2 separate regions of the Mus musculus genome follow, and region 2 is linked to region 1. Evidence: chromatin loops called from intact Hi-C (ENCODE). Cell type or tissue: heart. All regions are shown on one strand. Each heading gives the region's core, and the rest is flanking DNA. Links, peaks and the distances in the headings are about the cores only.

Evidence for each region. A loop is a pair of places that touch in the nucleus more often than their neighbours do. Peaks named below come from ENCODE experiments on the same cell type or tissue, not always from the same donor. Only the 100,000 strongest peaks of a DNase experiment are listed, where the experiment ranks them.
Region 2: a loop joins it to region 1, with 7 times the contacts of the local background. A loop is called at or near these places in 6 of 42 quality-filtered maps.

Annotation. Positions count from the first base shown.
Region 1 is chr13:21,784,885-21,789,270 of GRCm38, reverse strand. It overlaps H2ac22 (H2A clustered histone 22), which reads left to right and starts at 2,023. Exons shown (of 1, transcript NM_178184.3): 1 at 2,023-2,497. The coding sequence starts at 2,053. The coding sequence ends at 2,445. H2bc22 (H2B clustered histone 22) reads right to left here and starts at 1,783. Exons shown (of 2, transcript NM_178202.2): 1 at 1,380-1,783; 2 at 58-247. The coding sequence starts at 1,756. The coding sequence ends at 208. In heart, for the core only: a CTCF peak has its summit at 2,259; a DNase peak (open chromatin) is centred at 1,880; H3K4me3 peaks cover 2,616 bases; H3K27ac peaks cover 3,193 bases.
Region 2 is chr13:21,829,822-21,834,207 of GRCm38, reverse strand. H4c18 (H4 clustered histone 18) reads left to right here and starts at 2,011. Exons shown (of 1, transcript NM_175657.3): 1 at 2,011-2,416. The coding sequence starts at 2,050. The coding sequence ends at 2,361. It overlaps H2ac24 (H2A clustered histone 24), which reads left to right and starts at 733. Exons shown (of 1, transcript NM_178185.2): 1 at 733-1,184. The coding sequence starts at 733. The coding sequence ends at 1,125. H4bc24 (H2B clustered histone 24) reads right to left here and starts at 465. Exons shown (of 2, transcript NM_001110555.1): 1 at 61-465. The coding sequence starts at 437. In heart, for the core only: no CTCF peak of the experiment used is centred there; a DNase peak (open chromatin) is centred at 2,037; H3K4me3 peaks cover 444 bases.

The DNA.
Region 1 (4,386 bases), core at 73-4,072:
AAACTCATATGGCGGGGGCGGGGGAAGGGGAGGGATGGAAGAGACTGTATTACATAATGGGATAGATTGAAACCTTTATTTTTATAATGTATTAAATACTTCTTTTTCAGGATCATATTGTGGAGGGTAGTTCACACTTCGGTCTCCACTCAGACAAGCCTCTATTTATGTTGCAGCTTCCGTACAATCATTTTAATTTCCTCAACTTTAAAAGGAAGGAAGATAATAGAATTTGTTCCACAGGATTCTATAGAGATTAATGGAGATGATTAAGGAAAATGGTTAGGCTTTATTAAGACCTTACAAGTCATACACAGCTAATGTTTCTTTTAGCAGTGGCACACTAAAATCTCATTGATATTTAACTACTTTGAGCTGTTCATATTCGCACCTAAGTCATCACCATTTGCATTTACTGTCCTAGAGGACTTACAGAAAAAGGGCTTTTTCGTCTTTAAAGTGGTTTGATTTAATCTTTACTTAGTATTTTATCCTCTGAAAAATTCCAGGACAATCCCAAACAATCAATATCCTTTTGAGGTTTTTTTCCTCCCACAATCTAATTCCAATCATCACCACACCAGCAGACAATGAAGGTGGAACAGAAGAAATTTACAAAAGTTGAATACACTTAGGAAAACGGAGGAAAGTTTTGTTTCCTTGGTGCTTAGCTGGGGCCTTGCAAGAACAAGTCTGGTTGTATAGGCCTGTAATTCCAGCGATTTATGAAACTGAGGCCGAATGTCCAATCTGGAGGTTAGCCTGGCTAGAATTAGTTTGAGAATATACTGCTAACCAGTGAAATTCATTCTGAAAACAAAACTTCAAACCAAACGACCAAGAAAACAGGACCCAATCAAATTAAGCTGCGCCTGACTACATCTCAAGTTTTCAGCGAGAATCATGTAGACCTCGGGGCTCCAATGAGGTATCTTATTGAACAGAATCTATTGTGACGTCTCAGCAGGAGTTCAAAAGCAGATTTGAGACATTAGGTGGTAGCACTTAACAAGACAGGCTAAATTTAAACTAAGAAATCCTCATAGATTCTGGGATACTAATTAGAAACAATTGTTAATGACAGTGTGGGTGCAGGAACTTAACCTAAGTACTCAGGACAGAGAGATCAGCCCTCGATCTCAGAGGTTAACCTGACTTCAGAGAATTCTAGGAGAGCTGGGGGCAGAAAAACAATATTAGGATTAAAATAAAAATGCAAAACAAAACCTCAAGACAAAAACCCTTACTTAACCCTAAAAAATAGTAACTAATATGTCCGAGTAAGGTAGAATCACTTAACAAGCAATCCATCTCTGTTTTGAGAATGTGGGTGGCTCTGAAAAGAGCCTTTGTGTTTGGAGTGAGTCAGACGAACTCACTTGGAGCTGGTGTACTTGGTGACAGCCTTGGTGCCCTCCGACACCGCGTGCTTGGCCAGCTCCCCGGGCAGCAGCAGGCGCACGGCCGTCTGGATCTCCCGGGACGTGATGGTCGAGCGCTTGTTGTAATGCGCCAGGCGGGACGCCTCGCTCGCGATGCGCTCGAAGATGTCGTTCACGAACGAGTTCATGATGCCCATGGCCTTGGAGGAGATGCCGGTGTCGGGGTGCACTTGCTTCAGCACCTTGTACACGTACACCGAGTAGCTCTCCTTGCGGCTGCGCTTGCGCTTCTTGCCATCCTTCTTTTGGGCCTTGGTGACGGCCTTCTTGGAGCCCTTCTTCGGGGCGGGAACGGACTTAACAGGCTCAGGCATGTTAGGTCAGGAACTCTACCACGCTACAACTTGCGCCGTGAGCCCTTCGCTTTTTAATAAGGCGTTATTCAAATGAGGCTTAGAGATACACATTTCTGATTGGTTAAAATTTTCAAATTTTCATGGCGTAGCGCCCAATGGAACTACGCTTCGGCATAAACGCCTCCCATTGGTCTAGACGAAAAGAAGAAGCCAGCCAATCGCGTAGGCTCTTTTTCGCGCTTGGAGAATCCTATAAAGGCCAAGCTCCTCCACTTTTGGCCTTTGCAGTTGTCAGTTCTTTCTTTTTGTTTAGAATGTCTGGACGCGGCAAACAGGGCGGCAAGGCTCGCGCCAAGGCCAAGACCCGCTCCTCCCGGGCCGGCCTGCAGTTCCCCGTGGGCCGCGTGCACCGGCTGCTCCGCAAGGGCAACTACTCGGAGCGCGTGGGCGCCGGCGCCCCGGTGTACCTGGCGGCCGTGCTGGAGTACCTGACGGCCGAGATCCTGGAGCTGGCGGGCAACGCGGCCCGCGACAACAAGAAGACGCGCATCATCCCGCGCCACCTGCAGCTGGCCATCCGCAACGACGAGGAGCTCAACAAGCTGCTGGGCCGCGTGACCATCGCGCAGGGCGGCGTCCTGCCCAACATCCAGGCCGTACTGCTGCCGAAGAAGACCGAGAGCCACCACAAGGCCAAGGGAAAATAAGACAATTGTTTCCTGATCATTTAAAAAACAAAGGCTCTTTTCAGAGCTAACACATTTGTCTTTTTAAGGAGCTTAAGCTTTATTGGTTGCTACTTTTTGTTACTTTCTATAGAAGGAATCTGTTTCTCCGATCCTCAGTTATCAAGGTGATTTTGGTAACATGTCCAATTCTTTTTTTAATGAAAAGAGATAAAAACACCACCTTTTCCCCTAAGTGGCTACAGAGTTGCAAATAGGTTACAAATTTAAAACCATTATATTTAAAGGCTATTATCTGCCAGTCTTTGATTTACAAAAGCTAAAGTTCAATGTTAGCTAGTAACAGCAATTTGTACTTAAGGTCACCATATGACAGCATCCTGTATTGATTTTCAACCATATTGGAATACATAACTAGTTTACAGGAGCAGTCTTATAAGATAAACATGTGCAAACTGGCAACATGAAAAGAGTCCACCTCTTAATGGCAAAGTGAATGTAAGCCGTTTGGAAGGTATCCAGGATTTGACCTATTTGGTCTAGCACAAAGGCAAACTCCAGCAAGCCTGGTCTGTCCAGGTTCTTGACCCGTGTGCAGCAACTGTCTTTCCTCATCAGTACCGAATGAGGCTCTTGAAAGGATAAAGAATGAATGTCCCCACATTACTGCTTTTTTAGAGTGGAGCCCTAGTTTCTACTTTTCCCTTTACTGAAGAATTCTGGCTTTAGTACCTATGTTTGGAAGCAAAGGAGAATCCAGGAGAGTAGAATGCCAGGGATTTCTTTCACAGGCCCAATCTCTTTCAGTATTTAACTCAGTCTCACCAAGAAGAATATTAGCAGGATTAAACATGCTCAAGGCAACCAAACCGGCCAAGTTTCAAACTACTTTATATAGGGGACTTAATGTTTAACCCCAAGTATATCACTTGGGTATAAGGATTAATTGAAGATGACACTGAACACAGGGATGGTGAAACACTTGACAGAAGTCTCCCTTTACAATGCCATGAAGAAAAATTTCCATTATTGTGCTCTGACCTACCAAAAATAATGCCCATCATTGAGGATTTTTGCTGGTTAGCCTCTCCTGTTACTAGTTTGTGTATTTACCTTCCCATGTATTTATTCTCCAGATCCTTAAAAGAGCCAGTAAACTTCATTTTTACGTTTTCTTGAGCTTGCTTGCTGCAAAGCTTTCTCTGTATATATTTTATAAATCATTCTCCCTGCTAAGATGCCATTTGTCAAGTCAATTTGCAGGTCCCAGGTACCAAGCTTAAAGTTAGATGAAGTTTCTTTTCTTTTCTTTCTTTTCTTTTCTTCTTTTTTCTTCCTGTTTTTATCTCTTTTCATTAAAAAGAGAATAGGACTCAAGTGTTTTGTGTTATAAAATTTCAAATAATGTGCACAGAGCCTGTGCTTTTCCCATAAGTAGAATGCTTTTTGGTTTTAAAGTAATTGTTGCAAGGAAAGCAGATTCTTGAGGCTTTTCTGCAGGATGCCAAGACCACTCACAACCTACAAGCCCCGGAGAATGGAGTCATTAACAGACAGCTTGGACACTTCACAATATACTTACAAAAACTATTAAAATTAAAGGTGGCATTACTTCCAAGAGTAACAAAAATGTTGACACATTTTAAAGGTAAATATCACTGACATTGCAAGAGAAGAATGGGAGAAAACTCATTTGCTCTAGAAGATAGTATAAGGTGTTTGGTAATTCTTTCCAAACAGCTAGAATCTCAAGAACCAAGCAACACCGTTGCCTTTAAAATGGGTTTTCTAGCAATAAAGTCATCTTTGGCCTCTGCATTGTGCCTCTTTTTTGTAAATGTAATGGAGAGAATGTCTGGGTGCAGTTGTTTTCCATGGGTAGAGAAAGAGGACAGGAGCCAGTTTTTTTTTTATCTCCTCCCTCTGCAAATAATAATAATAATAATAATAATAATAATAATA
Region 2 (4,386 bases), core at 78-4,077, 45 kb before region 1:
AAAGTGTAGGTGGCTCTGAAAAGAGCCTTTGGGTTAGGAGTGTGAGTTAAAGGAACTCACTTGGAGCTGGTGTACTTGGTGACGGCCTTGGTGCCCTCCGACACCGCGTGCTTGGCCAGCTCCCCGGGCAGCAGCAGGCGCACGGCCGTCTGGATCTCCCGGGACGTGATGGTCGAGCGCTTGTTGTAATGCGCCAGGCGGGACGCCTCGCTCGCGATGCGCTCGAAGATGTCGTTCACGAACGAGTTCATGATGCCCATGGCCTTGGAGGAGATGCCGGTGTCGGGGTGCACTTGCTTCAGCACCTTGTACACGTACACCGAGTAGCTCTCCTTGCGGCTGCGCTTGCGCTTCTTGCCGTCCTTCTTCTGGGCCTTGGTGACGGCCTTCTTGGAGCCCTTCTTCGGGGCGGGAGCGGACTTCGCAGGCTCAGGCATGATGAGACTGGAACTCTGGAACTCTAGCACGGAAGCGACTTGGTCCTGTCTATTTGATGAGGTCTTATTCAAATGAGGCATGGGATCGGGCGCCTATGATTGGTTCATGATATACATGGCGACATCCGAAGTCTTGTCCAATTGACGTGCGCCCGCGAATGCTTCCCATTCGTCTAGAAGAAAAGAAGAAGTCAGCCAATCGCATAGGCCCTTTTTTGCGCCCAGAGAAAACTATAAGGGCCAAGCTCTTGCTCTTTGCAAGCGTACGGTTTTCAGAAGCTGTCTACTTTCTACCATGTCTGGACGCGGCAAGCAGGGTGGCAAGGCTCGCGCCAAGGCCAAGACCCGCTCCTCCCGGGCCGGCCTGCAGTTCCCCGTGGGCCGCGTGCACCGGCTGCTCCGCAAGGGCAACTACTCGGAGCGCGTGGGCGCCGGCGCCCCGGTCTACCTGGCGGCCGTGCTGGAGTACCTGACGGCCGAGATCCTGGAGCTGGCGGGCAACGCGGCCCGCGACAACAAGAAGACGCGCATCATCCCGCGCCACCTGCAGCTGGCCATCCGCAACGACGAGGAGCTCAACAAGCTGCTGGGCCGCGTGACCATCGCGCAGGGCGGCGTCCTGCCCAACATCCAGGCCGTGCTGCTGCCCAAGAAGACCGAGAGCCACCACAAGGCCAAGGGAAAATAAGACCAGCCGTTCACTCACCCGAAAAGAAAAAAAAAAAAGGCTCTTTTCAGAGCCATCCACAGTGTCTTTTAAAGAACTGAATACTTACGTAAATCGATGTCATTTTGTATGCGGTTTAGAGGTGAGGGTTTTAGAACCAGAATTGAAGACAAACGTTGTGGTTTCTGCCCAAGAGAGACTGGCATACATGAACCCAATATAAATGAACTAATTTCCCTTTGAACTACGGTGTTAAGTACTGAAAACTGGCCACTTTTCATGCTTAGGGATCTTTGTAAGCATGAAAAGTAGCTCCGTGTCTTGTTTTCCTTTCGTGTTTCCAGATGGGGATTGAGTCTCCCTAGATGTCCTAGAACTCCAGGCCAGTCCAGCCTTCAACTCCTATTAGCCTGCCCCTGCCCCTGCCCCTGCCTCCCTAGTGTAGAGTTTAAAGGCATGTGCCATCACCGCCATTTGCCATGTGGTTGGGAGCGAGGGGGCATACATTATTCAGACCTAGAACCTCGTCTTTAGAGTTGGTGTACTTACTCCTACATAGTGTTACTGTAAAAGCGACATGTTTTTCCTTTGTATACTATAACTTTTGTTCCATAAGGACGTAGTGATCACATTTAATGAACAAGGTAAAGGCGTGCACGTATGAGTGCGCACCTGCATCTTGCGTTGTTTGATGCACGTAAGTTTAAAAAAAAAAAAAGAAAAAAACTGCTAACGAAAACCTGTAGTGCAGGGAGTTGATGAAATTAGCTTCCTTTCCATATAAAAACCTATTGTGTTAAATTTGCTCTAAGCCCTTCCCCCGGCCACACCCACTTACACTGAGCTCCTGTTTTCACTCCGGTCCGCAAGTTCCCTATAAGAGGGGCCGGCCTTCTCCAGAAGGCCGTCTGCTTCGTCTTAGAGCAGTACAGTTTTGTCTTCATCATGTCTGGTCGTGGCAAAGGAGGAAAAGGCCTGGGCAAAGGCGGCGCCAAGCGCCACCGCAAAGTGCTGCGCGATAACATCCAGGGCATCACGAAGCCCGCCATCCGCCGCCTGGCCCGGCGCGGAGGAGTGAAGCGCATCTCCGGCCTCATCTACGAGGAGACCCGCGGTGTGCTGAAGGTGTTCCTGGAGAACGTGATCCGCGACGCCGTCACCTACACGGAGCACGCCAAGCGCAAGACTGTCACCGCCATGGACGTGGTCTACGCGCTCAAGCGCCAGGGCCGCACCCTCTACGGATTCGGCGGCTAATTATGCTCACCTAGAGCTTCTTTCTCAACTAAAGGCCCTTTTCAGGGCCATCCAATTAATCCTCCAAAGGGTTGCAACATTGCAGTACGGGCGGGCAAGTTTTCCTAATGAGGCTCTTTCCAGCTACTTCTCGGGGGACGGGGGGGGAAGGCGACGAGGGCAGTCTTTTTCAGGGTGAGCCCTCCGTCGTGTCACGTGTGTCCTGGAATTTGGACGGCTCCTTTGAGAGGAGGCAGAGCTCAGGCGCTGAGCAGTAGGAACTCCCATGCCCCGTCCCACCCCTGCCTCCTACGTAGAGGTTTGCTTCAGGACTACCACGTTCCAAAAGACTTAACTTTCTGTGGCCTCGATGTACCTTGCTCTCTAGCTTATGTGGCTGTGATGGTAAATACAGCCAGAGCTATGAAGCAGGAAGGCACAGTCTGTGGGGTTTTTTTTTTTTTTTTTTGGTTTTTCGAGACAGGGTTTCTCTGTGTAGTCCTGGCTGTCCTGGAACTCACTTTGTAGATCAGGCTGACTTCAAACTCAGAAGTCCGCCTGCCTCTGCCTCTGCCTCTCTCTCTGCCTCTGTGCCTCTCTGCGCCTCTGCCTCTGCCGGGTAAGGCCAGTCTTAAGCCAAAATAAAGAAAAGAACCCAGAGATTCCTGTTTCTTACATTCTGATGTAGTGAAACATCATTAAATCGATGTAGCAAAGGAAAATTTAAAGTTTGTTTTTATTTACTACTTGCTGGGCATGGTGGTAAACCCAGCATTTGGGAGGCAGAGCAGGAAGATCTCCGAGTTTGAGGTCTATGAAGCGAGTATCAGGACAGTCGAGCAAAGAGACCCTGTCTCAAAACAATTTTTTTTTTTTTTTTTTTGGTCTGTGTTTCTGTAGGCAGGTGTCCATAGAGACAAGAACGGGGTGACAGATCCCTTAGAGCTTAAGTGACAGAAGGCTATGACAGAAGGCTACCTGACCCATTTTTACAGTGGATAACAAAGTACTCATTCCTTCACTTATTAAAACCATGTCAAGCTAGCCTGGAATCTATAAGTAGCCAATGCTCACCTTGAAGTTTTTTTGGTTTTTTGAGACAGGGTTTCTCTGTGTAGTCCTGGCTGTCCTGGAACTCACTTTGTAGACCAGGCTGGCCTCGTAATCAGAAATCTGCCTGTCTCTGCTTCCCAAGTGCTGGGATTAAAGGCGAGCGCCACCACCGCCCGGACCCACCTTGAAGTTTTAAGCATTTTTATTTTTATGTGGTTAAGCCCATGGTTACTAGAGCCACTGGAGCTCCTGGAATTAGAGATACAGGCAGTTGTGAGACCCCCTTCCTCTCCAAAGGTGCTGGGGATTTAACTTGGGTCATCGCAGAGAACAATGCAAGTTCTTAACTACTACAGGCCACAACCTTAGAATCTTGACCCTCCTGCTTCTTCCTTCAGAGTGCTAGGATTACCACCGTGAGCCGGCGTACCCAGCGTACATGGCCTATGCAGCTCTGAATATCCAACTCAGACCTTCATGTATGCTAGGTAGGCAGACACTGCCACTTGAGCCTGGTGACACATACATACTCATAGTAAAGAGCAATATAAAAAATGCAAGCAGATTAAATTTGCTCTCGTGGTTTGGGCTTTGTTATTGTTGTTCATTGCCTTGGTTGCAATACATTTGGGGGACAACCAGAAACCCTGGGAAGTCAGTCGATGTCTGTCTGCGCTGCTCGTCCTGTATTACCTAACTGGAGAACACGACTCTACTTCACTACGATAATACACTTTATTCAGTAAATTAACAAGACAGATCCTGCTGTTGTCAAGAAAGGATTCTTCATGTCCATGGACTTATCAAAGGGTCCGTACCACAAAACACTGACCCGACACTGAGTTTTCCCGAGGCATCAAAGTAAGACTCTGAGAGAAATTCATCAAACTCAGTCTTTGAAATAGTCTTAGGTTTTGTAGGTCATAAGAGAGACGGCTTCAGCCCAAATCACTTTATTTCTTTAGGAAGGAGCAGGTTCTTCCACACCTGAGC